Regions from separate parts of the Homo sapiens genome. Here region 2 is linked to region 1. The links are chromatin contacts, found by Hi-C or POLR2A ChIA-PET in ENCODE. All regions are on one chromosome and are shown on one strand. The core of a region is the stretch at or near the end of the contact, and the rest is flanking DNA. Distances in the headings are between cores, read along the strand shown. Region 1 overlaps LOC105377727 (a long non-coding RNA gene). Region 2 overlaps LOC105377727 (a long non-coding RNA gene).

Region 1 (6,695 bases), core at 2,911-5,410:
CAGGAATGACCCCCGCCATGGCCCATACTTCACCCACCTCCACTTAGGAGCATTTATTTACCCCTGCCTCTTGCAATGAATCACACGCCTGGCTGATCACTCCCCTAAGCTGAGCACTCCCCTGGGAGTCAAAACCCCTGAATTCTGCCATCAGCTCTGGCCCCGAGCTGCTGTGTGACCTGGACAAGTCATAACTTTCCTGTTTCCTCGCTCATAAAATGATAGATTTTGATATTCTCTCTTGGGAAATCTAGGTTCTAAAAGCAACAATCCCCGTGGGGTGATTTTTATTTTTATCTTTTTTGTTGTTGTTTGTTGTTGAGATGGAGTCTTGCTCTCTTTGCCTAGGCTGGAGTGCAGTGGCACAATCTCGGCTCACTGCAACCTCCGCCTCCCGGGTTCAAGTGATTCTCCTGCCTCAGCCTCCCAAGTAGCTGGGATTACAGGCGCCGCCCTCATGCCCAGCTAATTTTTTTAATTTTAGTAGAGACGGGGTTTCACCATGTTGGCCAGGCTGGTCTCGAACTCCTGATCTCAAGTGATCCGCCTGCCTCGGCCTCCTAAAGTGCTTGGAATACAGCCATGAGCCACCACACCCGGCCACCACAGGGTGATATTTAAAGCACTGGGGTAGTTGCACCTCTCCCCCCAGGTCAGGTAGCCCGACTGTGGGGTGCGTGTGGACGCAGGAGCCTCCATCCTCACCTATGATCCGACACCCGCTTCATCTTCCAACCTCGCGGGCACACGGAGAAGGCTCCATGTTCCTGTTGCCTCAGGGGCGCAGGGCTTTTGCCGCCCACTGTCCTTGAGGCAGTCAGGGAAATTGACTGACCCCACTCCACGGTGGACTTGTGACTGGCCTGGCCACCTCAAGTGCCTATGCCCCAGCTGAGCTGGCCCGCTCCAGGGAGAGCCTGTGACCCTAGATGACCCATCAGAAGGAAACTCCAGGCTTTGCTGGGAATGCTGCAGAGAGGTGCCTGTTCTTCCCACTCGATGCGAATGAAGGAAGATGTAGCTCTGGGTGCTGCTGGCAGCTGTCTTGGGACCAGAGGGAAGGTCAACCCAACCACAGGGGCCCCGCTGAAGAAGCCAACCCCTGAAATGGAGAGAAACTGAGAAGTCCTGGAGGATGCTGCCTTGGACAGCAGAGCACATGAGCTTTTACTCTGTCATTTGCAACCAAAGAACCCTGATACTGACTGATATGGTTGGGATTTGTGTCCCCGCCCAAATCTCATGTTAAACTGTAATCCCCAATGTTGGAGGAGGGGCCTGGTGTGAGGTGATTGGATCATGCGGGTGGATTCCCCCTTGCTGTTCTCATGATAGTGAGTGAGTTCTCATGAGATCTGGTTGTTTACAAGTGTGCGGTACCTCCCCTTCCCTATCTTCCTCCTGCTCCGGCCCTAGGATGATGCACCTCCTTCCTCTTCACCTTCTGCCATGATTATAAGTTTCCTGAGGCCTCCCCCTAGCCATGCTTTCTGTACAGCCTGCAGAACCGTGAGCCAATTAAACCTCTTCTCTTTATAAATTACCCAGTTTCATGTATTTCTTTATAGCAGTGCGAAAATGGACTAAGACACATGCAGATGATCAACACATATGAATCAATGAAGTTTATTCCAGAACTCAATACCTCCATCTTACATGTGGTAGGGCCCTTGAAGAGCAGGTGAGCTGAGGCTGGCTAAGATCCTGCAGTGTGCTCAGGACACAGCCTGCTACTGCCAGGTAGGAAACATGAAGTGCTCAGAGTCAGGAAGTGTTGAGCCCAGACTGGGGCCCACGCTGACCTGAGCATAATTCCACAGAAGCACGGGAAGTGGGTTTTCCTATCTCGTTTGGTCAAGAGGCCTATTCATATCTAAAGATGGTCTCTTTTTCCCTTCCAGACTGGTCACCAGTTCTACTTTTTCCACATGGTTGGGATGTCTGATAGACTTCTGTTGGGGAGGGCATCAGCAGCTTCCCAGTGGCTGTGATCCAAGCCCCCAACATGGGCCTCCCCACTGAGGACCCTCGAAGGCCCACTCCCACATCACAGCTCGCCATTTCTTCCCAAGGGAAGTTCTGAGGAGTCCCAGCCCTGCCCTCTCCCCTCTGGATTTCCACAAAACCTTCTCCTCCCGCTTCTCTTCTCTCTGGGGCCACACGGCCACCCAACAAGGCTCCGATCTCCAGGGCTGTCCCTCCCAGGAGTGCCTCTGATTGGCCACTCCCCTCTCGGCCGTACCCCCAAGCCTCCCGTCTGAGGCACTGTTAGGAACAGAGGCTCGTTCAGGCGTCTGACACCGCAACAGAGTGCCAGTCACGAGGCCATGCCTGGAGATGGAAGCCAGGCAGACTGGGGACCTCGCAGACACCTGCCATGCACCAGGCAGGGGGAAACCATGAGGAACAGGACAAAGATGGAATCACCACGCGGAGTTTACAGCCCAGCAACCGCAAACTGTCATCACCCCATGCATACAACTGGCTGCGGTCATGTTTAACCCTCCTCCACACACACCACCATCACAGAGTTCTATGAGTCCAAGTAACTCCATATAAACACCTAGGAAAAGGTTTGGAAGGATCTGCACCAAACTGTTAACAGTGGTTACCCCTGGAGGGGGGGGCTGTTCAAAGCGACTTTAGCCCATCTACGGTGCTTGCTTTTCTTCCTGAACTCCCTTTCCCATCGTGGAGAATGTATTCTTATTTTATTCATGCTCCTAAAAATTAATTTTGAAAAACTAGCAAATATGCAAACATTGTTAAATAATGAAAACTGTGCGTTTTTCTGGGAAGAGCGTGTCCAGGGTGCTGACTGCTTATCTCAAGACAAAGAGTGGGAAGTGACGAAGCGGAAGCACCCCACGCTCTGAAGAGGGACGCAGGGGCTCCATCCCTACCTCTGATCGCTTCTCTGGGAGGTGATGCACCCCCACAGGCCTTGCCCCCAGGGCTCGGGAATTTCCTGGAAGCCTGAGGCATCATGAGAAAAAGCATCTTCTCATGGCCTTCCTTCGGGCAGAAGGAGTTGAGTGAATGTCTTTTAATTAGCATTTTTATCATTTTTCTGTATTTTATAAAATCCAGTGTGTGGTGGGGGAGCGGGAGCAGGGTGAGGCTTCAGAGAGGAGAGGCCAGGGTTTCACAGGGTTTGATACCCAGGAGAGAAATGCTTTCTGGACAAATCCAGCCTCAAGGCCAAACAAGCCTTTGGAAAACAATTTTTAAAAAATATTATGTATCCTGTGTTTTAACGACAAAAGTAACACATGAAAAGGTTCTCTTAACAATTGGAACAATCCTGATGAAGTGAAGGTCCCCTGCCCCACACTCCCCATCCCGTCCCCTCTGAAGGTTGACCATCCTACTCCATTTGGCTAACATCCTTCCAGAACTTTCTCAAAGCCTTGATAGCCATACCTGGACCTACTGAAATAGGAAATCTTGCTTTGCCTCTGTTTTTTAATAAGTACATGCTGTACACGTTCTCTTACAACTTCTTTTTCTCTTAACAAGTCTTAGAAATCTAAGTTGGTTCACACAGATCTTTTTTGTTTTTTTAAATATGACAAAGGACTATAGTATTAATGTGCCATACCTTATTTAATACTATTTAATACGGTATTAATAATAATTATTATTATTATAAATATAAGTATAAATAATAATATTTAATACGATTAATACTATTTAATACGGTGATTATTTAAAACAAAATGCTTCACTGATTTACAAAGAAAAGAAGCCTCTGCCCCTCCACCACACTTGCGTCTCTCACCTCAGTTTTCTCACCTGTGAAATGGGGGCATTTGCCTAAATGATCTCTATGGCCATTTGCACAGCCTGTGATTATAAACATTTTCCCTGCCCCATACAGATGCCCCTGTTGAAGTTCCCCCTGCTGTGTCTGGTTTCCTCTGGGACCCTGGCTTTCCCAAGTCTGTCTGTGAGTCAGCCGAGGACCCCTCCTCTCCTTGTCCTGCCCCCTCTGCCCTGACTTCCAAGCTCACTCCAGCAACTCTGACAAGCCTGTGACAGGAGAACACAGGCGCGCCCTCCGAGCTCCCGCAGCTGCCTTAAAATAGCAGCTTTGTCTCACTCCATGCTTTTCTGACGCAGCCACGCTTGGTCCTGTCTGGAACTGTCTGGAAACAGAGACAACGGGCCCATCACCGTCACCAACTCTCAGAACATGGAGGCCTCATACAAAGGACAAATCTTCTGCCCCAATGTCCTTTCTGATCAACGCCAAGGGGCGGGGGACTCAGGCAGAAGAGAGAGGCTGGAACAGGCCTGACTGCACGCTCCCACCTGCAGTAGGGGATGGCCAACGCTCTTGTCCTTCTGCCCTCCAAGAGGGTTGTCTAACCAAGGCACTGAGTTTAGGTTTGACTCAGCACAGCTCTGCTTCCCACGAGATAATAATATATTCTATGAGCCCATTTAGTGACACAAAAACCCCATGAGGTAGGTTCTGCTGTTGCCTCTACTTGGCAGATAAAAACACTGAAACAAGTACCCCAGGTAAACACAGCTATTCAGGGGCAGAGCCGGGCCCAGGCCCAGGCAGTCTGTACTCCAATTCACTATTCTATATGTTCTCCATAACCTTTTGGAGGGATGGAAAGGACTTTTCAAATTGAGAGTGGTGGTAATAAAAGGACTTACCTCAGAGGACCATGGGGTATGATGAAAGAGCCATTTATGGAGACTGGGTTCCAATTGCAAGCTTCTTCTCACCACAGGGCCTTTGCATATGCGGCTTCCTGTGCCTGGAACATCCTTCCCATCCTACTCACCCTTCTGCCTATCCTCCCTTTGCCTAACTTTTCCAAGGCTAACTTCCTTTTATCTTTTATGTGAGGCAGCAGCCAGAGTCACTCACTCACTCATTTCATTCATTCATTTGTTCATTCATTCACTCACTCACAAAGTATGTATTATGCACCTTCTATGTGCCTGGCATTGTGTTATTGACAAGATAGACACAGCTCCCGCCCTGGAGAGGCTTATGGACCACAGCTGATTGGAAAGTGCTCAGCCAAGAGACTGGCACATAGTAGGTCTTCAGTAAACAAATGCAGACTTGGAGTAGTTATGGCAATGCACAGTTGAGGACATGGAAGTGGGAGAACTCTGTTCCTGGGAGAGCACTCTTGTCACCTCCTCACACCCTGCTCCATGCTTCTGGGCACCGTCTTTCCAAGATGGTGAGAATGGAAACTGCCTTCCACTCCCCAAGCCATTTCACAGAAAAATTACTGCAAAACCTCCCAGATCATCAACAGGACCCAGGCTGCTCTGAGTCCTCCATGCTACAGTTGTCATAGCAGCCAACCGGGTTCTCACCCACCCCAGGATCCTATTCATTTTCTTGATTCCACCAAATTCCCTGAGGCCATTCTGTGACAAGCCCCATGCCAGGTCTCAGAGTTACAGAGGAAATTAGACACTGTCTTGAATCCAGAGACAACCCAGTAGGAAGGAGTCTCAAAGAAGATTGGTGGACTTGATCCCCCACACACATGCACACACACACGAGCATGCACACAGCACACACATGCACACACACACGAGCATTCACACGGCACACACATGCACACACGCACGAGCATGCACACGGCACACACATGCACACACGCATGAGCATGCACACAGCACACACATGCACACACACAAGCATGCACACAGCACATACATGCACACACGCACTAGCATGCACACAGCACACACATGCACATACAAGCATGCACACAGCACACACATGCACATACAAGCATGCGCTCACACACACAAGCATGCACACATGCACGAGCATGCACACAGCACACACATGCACACACGCACGAGCATGCACACAGCACACACATGCACACACACACGAGCATGCACACAGCACACACAGGCACACACACACACAAGCATGCACACAGCACACACAGGCACACACACGAGCATGCACACAGCACACACATGCACATACACACGAGCATGCATAACACAGCACACACATGCACACACGCATGAGCATGCACACAGCACACACATGCACATACAAGCATGCACTCACACACACAAGCATGCACACATGCACGAGCATGCACACAGCACACACATGCACACATGCATGAGCATGCACACAGCACACACATGCACACAGCACACACATGCACATACAAGCATGCACTCACACACGCATGCACACTCGCACGAGCATGCACACATACACACACGAGCATGCACACACACACAAGCATGCACACATGCACACTCCAGACCCCCGTGCACAAGGAAGTGGAAAATCAAGCCACTCACAAGCTTGTAGAGGGAACAGACGAACATAGATTATGAAACAATGCTCTGATGGCAATTTCAGGGGGCAGTGGAGTGCACCTCGGCAGCCACTGTTGTTTGCCAGCTGTATTAGTTATCTACTGCCACATAACAAGTTACCCCCAAACTTGGCAGCCCAAAACAATAGACGTCCGACATTTCATGTGGTTCTAAGGGTCAGGAATCCAGAAGCACTCAGCTGCGTGCCTCTTGCTCATGGTCTCTCGGAGGGGGTGGCAGTCAAGCTCTCAGCCAGGGCCACAGCCTCTGAAGGGGCTGGGGATCTGCTCCCAGGCATGCTAGTATGGCTGTGGGCTTCAGCTCCTGGCCACATGGGCCTCTCTGCTCAAGACACGGCC
Region 2 (6,695 bases), core at 1,701-4,200, 47 kb before region 1:
TGGGTGACACGGCGAGACTCTATCTCAAAAAATAATAATTTTTAAAAAAGAAAAGAAAGAAGCAAGACACAAAAGGCTACATTTAGTGTGATTCCATTTATTCAACTTTCTGGAAAAGGCAAAGCTATAGAAATCAGGTCAGCGATTGCCAGGTGCTGGGGCTGGGGAAGGGATAAACAGCAAAGGGGCATAAAGGAACTTTCTATGGCGATGGAAATACTCTACATCTTGATCATAGTGGCAGATATACAACTGTATACATTTGTGAAACTCATAAAATGGTACAATTAAAAAGTGTGAATTTTATTTTACATAAATCATCCCTCAGTAAAACTGAAAAAACAATAAGTGAGGTTGGCCAAACAAAACATTCATTTGACAACAAAAATTTATTGAACATATACTATGTGCCATCAACAAAATGGATAAGGGTCCTCCTCTCATAGAGCTTCTGTCCCTCTGTCATGTGTGTGTGCATGAGTCTCAGTCAGTACGTTTATTGATTTCGTGGGTTGAAGTCCCTCTAACTTGTCTGCTTTTGTTTGCTCTCTGGCATTTTTAAATAGTTGTTTTAAAATTTCATCCACAGTTGATCGTTGTTGTCTGTCAGAGGATTAGTCTGATACAATCTATTCCACTAAGACTAGAACTAGGACTGGGGTGAGATGAGGACATTGATGCTGAGAAAACTGTGATGACTTTGGAGACGTCACAAATAACCCCAACAATAAGCATACATGATTCCAGAATAATTTTAATATTCAGCTATTCTAGTATTTCATAACATGCCTGCAATCCTGATTACATACAGTGTTGTTAGGAAATGGAAGATAATCAGTGTGTTCCATGTACTAATAAATATGTATGTATGCATTTATTTATTTATTTATTCACTCAACAAACATGAGCTGGGACAGAGCCAGTGCAAAATGATAATTTAGAGCTCCTTGTTCAAAGATCATGAAAAAAGCGCTGTTAAAGTTTCTTCTTTCTTCCATGGTCTTTCTCTTGACTTCTTATGATGCTATTCATTTGCTATTTGATGTTCTAAGTAAAGAAAAAATAAAATTTTTTATTACTGGCATGAATTTACTGTTCATCTTTATATTGTGAAATTCCAGTTTCAAATGCAAAAGAGCGAGCATTTAATGCATTATCAAAATCACTGAAATTACAGTTTGTATTATGTGGCTCAACCCTATGGGAGTGCCTTAAGTGGCCATAAGAGACAAACAAGCCAGAAACAAGGCTGAAAAGAGGAGGAGAGGAACACACACACACACACACACCCAACACACACACACACCCATACCTACGTACATACACACATACACACACACCTGACACAGAGCCAGCTGCTGGAGCATTCCTGGGTACAGGGATACTCTCTCTGGTATGGGGGATACTAGCAGGGAGAGGACAGAAGTTCACAAGTGCCTGGGGCCTTACCCTGCAACATGGGACACGCATGCTTGCTTGAGTCTGAGGGCAGCTGGGTTCACCCTCAGCCAGTGACTGGACTGACAAGACCTGCCCTGGCTAGGGCGGGGTCTGGGGAAGCTGAGCCAAGCCTGCCTCTTCCCACAGCCTGTTCTCCAACCCACCGCAGACAGGGATCCTTGGGAATGTTTAACGCTCTAAGCCAACATGCTCTGGGTACCTGGATCAGGGGTGGGCGAAAGGCTGGACCTGGCTGAGACACAGCCTCCAGCTGGCCACCCACCAGATGCACTGTGGTGCTTAACCCTGGAGCATGCCCTACCAAAAGATGCCACCAAGTGTGCATGCCTACCCCTAATCCTCTGTGTGCCTGCTGGGTGGAGGACAGCAGCAGTCATAGGGCAGGGGCAGGGGGTGGAGGTGGAGGGATGGGTATCTGACCCACCCTGGGGAGGTGATGGAAGGCAGGACTGTGCGAGAGCTGAGGCTCCAAGTCCCTAAAGCATGCTTAGGGGTCCCATCAGACTTCACTTACGAAACACAAATTCAAAAAAAAATTATTAAAAATTTCAAGACAATGATGGTGACATCACACGTGGTGACCAAGGCCCCATCTTTCTAGGGCCTTATGTGATGGCACTGGTCGCAAGCCCATGAAGCCAGCCCTGGGTGATGCCCAACCAGAGATGAGTCAGACACAATTCCTGCCCTCTGTTTATGTCATCAGGCAACAAGCATGTGTCAGGCACTTAGGCTAGGCACTGAAGACAGAGGAGAGACCACTAGGAAAAGTGTCCCCACTCTTAAAAAGCTCACAGCCTGGCTACAAGGCAGGCTGACCTCTGCTTGGTAGCCAGAAACAATGGGATCCCAGGGGCAGGGGCTGCCAGCCAAGCCTCAGGGGTCCAGGGAGGCTCCAGGGAAAAGCAGAATTCATGCAGGATCTGGAGAATGGGATCTGGGTGAAGACATGGTGCAAGAACAAACAGTCCAGGCAGAAACTGGGTGTGCCAAAGCCCCAGGCTGGAGGGAACTTGGCATTTCGAGATACTGAAAGGAATGCCTCATTATTCAGAGTGATAAGCACTGTGCCATCCCACAGAAACGTCCACACTGAATTTTTCACTGTAATCTCAGCCTCCTATTTATTACTGTGACATGAAGTGCAGTTGCCTGATGACCCACCTGGGACACACTGTGTCTGTGAGTCTGGTGGGCGGTTATTAGAGAAAGTACAAGTAGTCCCTGACTCTCTCTAGTTTCATTTATAGCATGGTCTGTCGGCTTAACGAGAACATGTGGTCTCCCCACAGTGGCTCGGCCTGCCGGGTTCAATCAGGGGCCCTGCTGCCCACCAGATGCCCACGTTAGGGCCCAGGATTCTGCCCCCACTCCTGGGCTCCCCCTCCCCGACTCTTCACACCAGTTGGGCTGTAGCCTAGTCCTCCTCCCACCCCTACCTCTGTGTGGTTGCTGCAAAGACCAGAGATTCTCCTGTGGCGATATATACAGCTTTAAATACTTCACGTGACAGTGAGGCTTGTGGCTTGTACGGGACACCTGAGCTCTTTTTGTATCTGTCTGTGCTGTCTTCCTTTTTTGCAACTTGGCTCTGACCCAGCATGTAAACATGGATTAGTCTTTTGTACTTTTTGCAGGTTGTATAATACCAGTACAGTGTGAATAGAATAAAATAAATGCTTGCAAACTAAAAAGAAGAAGAAGAACCTCATGCCCAGCCCTCCCAGTTCAGGGAAGGCACGAAGAAAGCCTCCGCCCGGAAGCACCTTTTCAAGCCCCCGAGCTCCCTGTGATTGGACCAGCTGGGATCACGTGCCCATCTCTGAACCGATCAATCCTGTGGCCAGGGTAGTCAGTATATTGACCGGCAGAGAGTAGGGTGGGTCCCACTCAAAGCAAGAAGATGGACGATTGGGGAGCTATGGTTTCCTAAAAAAGAAATTACGGGGCCACTTCCAAAAAAGGGGTTGGATGGGGCAGCCAGAACACCCCTCAGAAGTCGACTATCCCTGTCTTTTCCTATTGATGCTAATATCCAGCCACATGGCTGGTGTAGTGGAGAGAACGCGGCTAGTCTGAAACAGACCTGAGTGCTAGTTCTGGTTTCTCTCCTCTACTGTCTGTGGGTCTCTGGGCTACAACTCCCCGAGCCTAAGATCCCTCCTTTATTAAAAATGCCGGTGAGAATACACAGCAAGCTGTGAGGATTAAATACAAGGAAAGTGCCTGAAATGCAGTAAGTGCTCAATCAATGCTAATTAGCAGCTACACAAACAGTGTCTTGCACCCACACAAATACACAGCCTTCGAAAATGCTGATTCACTTTTCTGGAATGCACTTCTCTCATCAGCACATCCCCCCAAACCCCATTCTTCCACACACCACCCACCCTGGGTGCCTCCTCTGTGTACTGTTACAGCAGAGTGGTTAAAAACATGCCATTTGGACCGGGCACGGTGGCTCACGCCTGTAATCCCAGCGCTTTGGGAGGCCAAGGTGGGTGGATCACCTGAGGTCAGGAGTTCAAGACCAGCCTGGCCAACATGGCAACACCCTGTCTCTACTAAAAATACAGAAAATTAGCTAGGCGTGGTGGCGGGCACCTGTAATCGTAGCTACTTGGGAGGCTGAGGAAGGAGAATTGGTTGAACCCGGGGAGGCGGAGGTTGCAGTGAGCTGAGATTGCACCACTGTACTCCAGCCTGGGTGAAGAGCGAGACTCTGCCTCAAAAAAAACAAAACAAAACAAACCAACAAAACTTCACATTTGGAGTCAGATAGCACTGAGTTCAAATCCACATAACCTCTTGGAGCTCCAAGTTTTCCGTTTGTAAAATGGGCACAACAGTACTCATCTCGAGGTTGTTAGGAGGATTGAGCAAGCATCCAGGCAAAGTGCCTAGCACACAGAGTAGATACTCAATGAAGATGAGCCTTTGTTATGCATCCCACCATTTTGTAAGTACCTTTTCTATGCCAGCCTCTTAGGCTAGAATGGGAGCTTCTAGATGGCAGGGGCTCTGCTGGAGTCACAGCTTCGTTTCACTTTCACCCATGACCCTACTGCCTTCATGCCCAAGCAGGACCTGGTGTCAAGCAGGTGCCCTGGAAATGCTTAGAGGATGCTTGGATGAGAGCCACCTCTTGCTGCAGGAAGACTGCCTGCCTTCTGCGAAGAAGGTAAGGTAGGCCAGTTTCTTCCTTCCCACTCACCCCCTTTCTCACTTGCCAGCTGCTGTCACTGTTCTGCACTTGGATGGGGATGGCAGGGAGAATGGAGGGGAGGTAAAAGGGGACAGGAGAGGGTCCACTTGATGGGGACTGCCTTATACTGTCCTCTGCTTGCAAGCATAAAGCTGATTCTCGTGGGTGCTTTTGTGAGTTCTTCAGAGACCTCCCCCCCCAGTGCTAGGCCCTCAATGTGGGTGATGTCATCTCTTGAGTCTCATTGCTTCCTCTGTCGATAGCCTTTCGGAATCAGCTGCCCCCTCCAGCTTCCAGCTGCTAAGAGCTCACCTTCTCCTGGGGAGGGGGCCTTTTGGACAGACCTTGGATGGTCTCATTCCAGCCCTTTTGCCCTGTGGCCCTCATCTAATCCATGGGAAATGTCCATGTATGCCTTCCCCAAGAAACTCGAGAAGGTGGCCAATCCCACTGCGGCCACAACCTCTCTTTCACGTCTGCTGTTGGGGCAGTCAGTGAAATCACTAAGATGGTCTTATCTTGTCGATTTTCCAAGCGAGAGCCAGACACTGCCCACTACTGTATCCCCTGACTGCAAGGGACAGGGATGAAGCCCTCCAAGTGTTCTATTGAAATTCCTCTCTCTTGACCTGAAGTAAAAGAAAAAGCACTCTTGGGATAGGGTGGGGCTCCTGGCCCCAGCTCCTCTCCCAAGCTTCATTCGCTTCCTTTTTACAGCCTCCACGTGAGTGAGGGGCTGAAGAGTCAGGTCACCAGAGGCTGGATAAATCATTTCACAAGTGCCCAGGGGAACTCATCTCAACATGTAATTTAGTTTCTGATATTTATTGTGTCATGGAGCTTCCTCTGAAATTTTCAGTTTCACTTCTTACTACTTGAATGAATAAAGAACTCGAACACATTTTGGGGATCGGTAGGCTGAATTTCCCCACCCCCACCAAGATGTCCACGTTTCTCCATCTGTAGGTTAGAAAATCCTAAAGGAGTTACTTCTCAGCCCTTAAAATCAGTAAACAGGCTCTGGACTCAAACAGATTCCGGATTCTATAGGTGACTTCTGGCTTCTCCTCTTAACGGTTGTGTGATTGTAGATAACTTATCTTACGACTCTGTGCCTCAGTTTCCACTTCTGTAAAATGAGATGCTAATAGTGTGTGCTTGACGTGTTCTGCGAGGATTACCTGAGGAGTACGTGGGAAGCATTGGCCTGGTGCCCGCCGAGGGCTCACTGTTGTCTCCTGCTGTGGTGCTGATGGGCCTGCCCTGAGCCTGCCTCTGGAGTGGGCATCAGCAGACCCAGCTCCTCTGGCCCCTCCTTCAGCACTCTGCACATACAGTGAAGCCAGATGCAGGTTTGAAGGACTTGTGTACTGTCAGTTCTAACCCTCGCCACTTTCCTAGGGGGTCACTAGCCATCTCCTGCCTCTTGACATTCACCCAATGTCTTGTCACTACCTTGTCCTTCTAGTAAAAATGGCAGCACCATCCCTAGTGTTTTCATTCAGTCTCTGTTGATTGTGAGGTACTTCATCAAGTTGAATATTTGTCCTTTTGGAGGCTTCTCAGCACCATGCCCATCACTTCAGTTTGTGAACCCCCTGACACTGTGTATGCTCCTGGAAGATTCAGGGCCCCCAGGCCTCCCCCAAATCGAAATGGGGATCTACTCTCCCTCTCACCACTCCCTGTTGACCAGGGTGTGTGAAGTGCTCCCACGTAGAGCTTGGCATTCAAAGTGCCAAGTGCCAGAGGGATACCCATGGTCAGGACAAAAGTGCCTAGGCCACCCTATTCCTGATAAGGACAAAAACTAAGTGGTGTCCATGCCTCTCACCTCCTCACTCCCCCATGCTACCTCCTCTGTACCATCAGGGTTGGGAGTCTGCAAACTTTCTCTCCCAGTTTCCCTTGCAATGACCTTTTATTAGGGTCTGCCAATGGGACGCATTCACAGGAAGTTAGAAGGTAGAAGAAGGGAGAAGCCATTTGTTTCAGGTTTCTGGCAATGGCTTTCAGCAGCAGCAGCAAA

Evidence for each region. A loop is a pair of places that touch in the nucleus more often than their neighbours do. ChIA-PET counts read pairs that join two places held with the same protein, here RNA polymerase II (POLR2A). Pooled maps may share reads with other maps.
Region 2: a loop to region 1 is called in a map of heart left ventricle, with 2.3 times the contacts of the local background. The contact joins two enhancer-like sites. A Hi-C loop is called at or near these places in 3 of 168 maps with a recorded cell type or tissue (adrenal gland, heart left ventricle and sigmoid colon) and 3 of 50 pooled maps. POLR2A ChIA-PET finds 5 or more read pairs at or near these places in 2 of 52 experiments (AG04450 and MCF 10A).

The regions. Positions count from the first base shown.
Region 1 is chr5:172,484,081-172,490,775 of GRCh38, reverse strand. All of the region lies in intron 1 of LOC105377727 (a long non-coding RNA gene), which reads right to left. Among named protein-coding and RNA genes, the nearest start is that of SH3PXD2B, 33 kb to the right of the region's middle. RefSeq lists an enhancer at 5,858-6,359. Within about 2 kb of position 4,160, at least 2 of the 41 ENCODE cell types and tissues checked have a DNase peak (open chromatin) inside an H3K27ac peak, as active enhancers do.
Region 2 is chr5:172,529,831-172,536,525 of GRCh38, reverse strand. It overlaps LOC105377727 (a long non-coding RNA gene), which reads right to left. Exons shown (of 2, transcript XR_941225.3): 2 at 78-1,047. Among named protein-coding and RNA genes, the nearest start is that of LINC01944, 26 kb to the left of the region's middle. RefSeq lists an enhancer at 2,808-2,877. Within about 2 kb of position 2,950, at least 7 of the 41 ENCODE cell types and tissues checked have a DNase peak (open chromatin) inside an H3K27ac peak, as active enhancers do.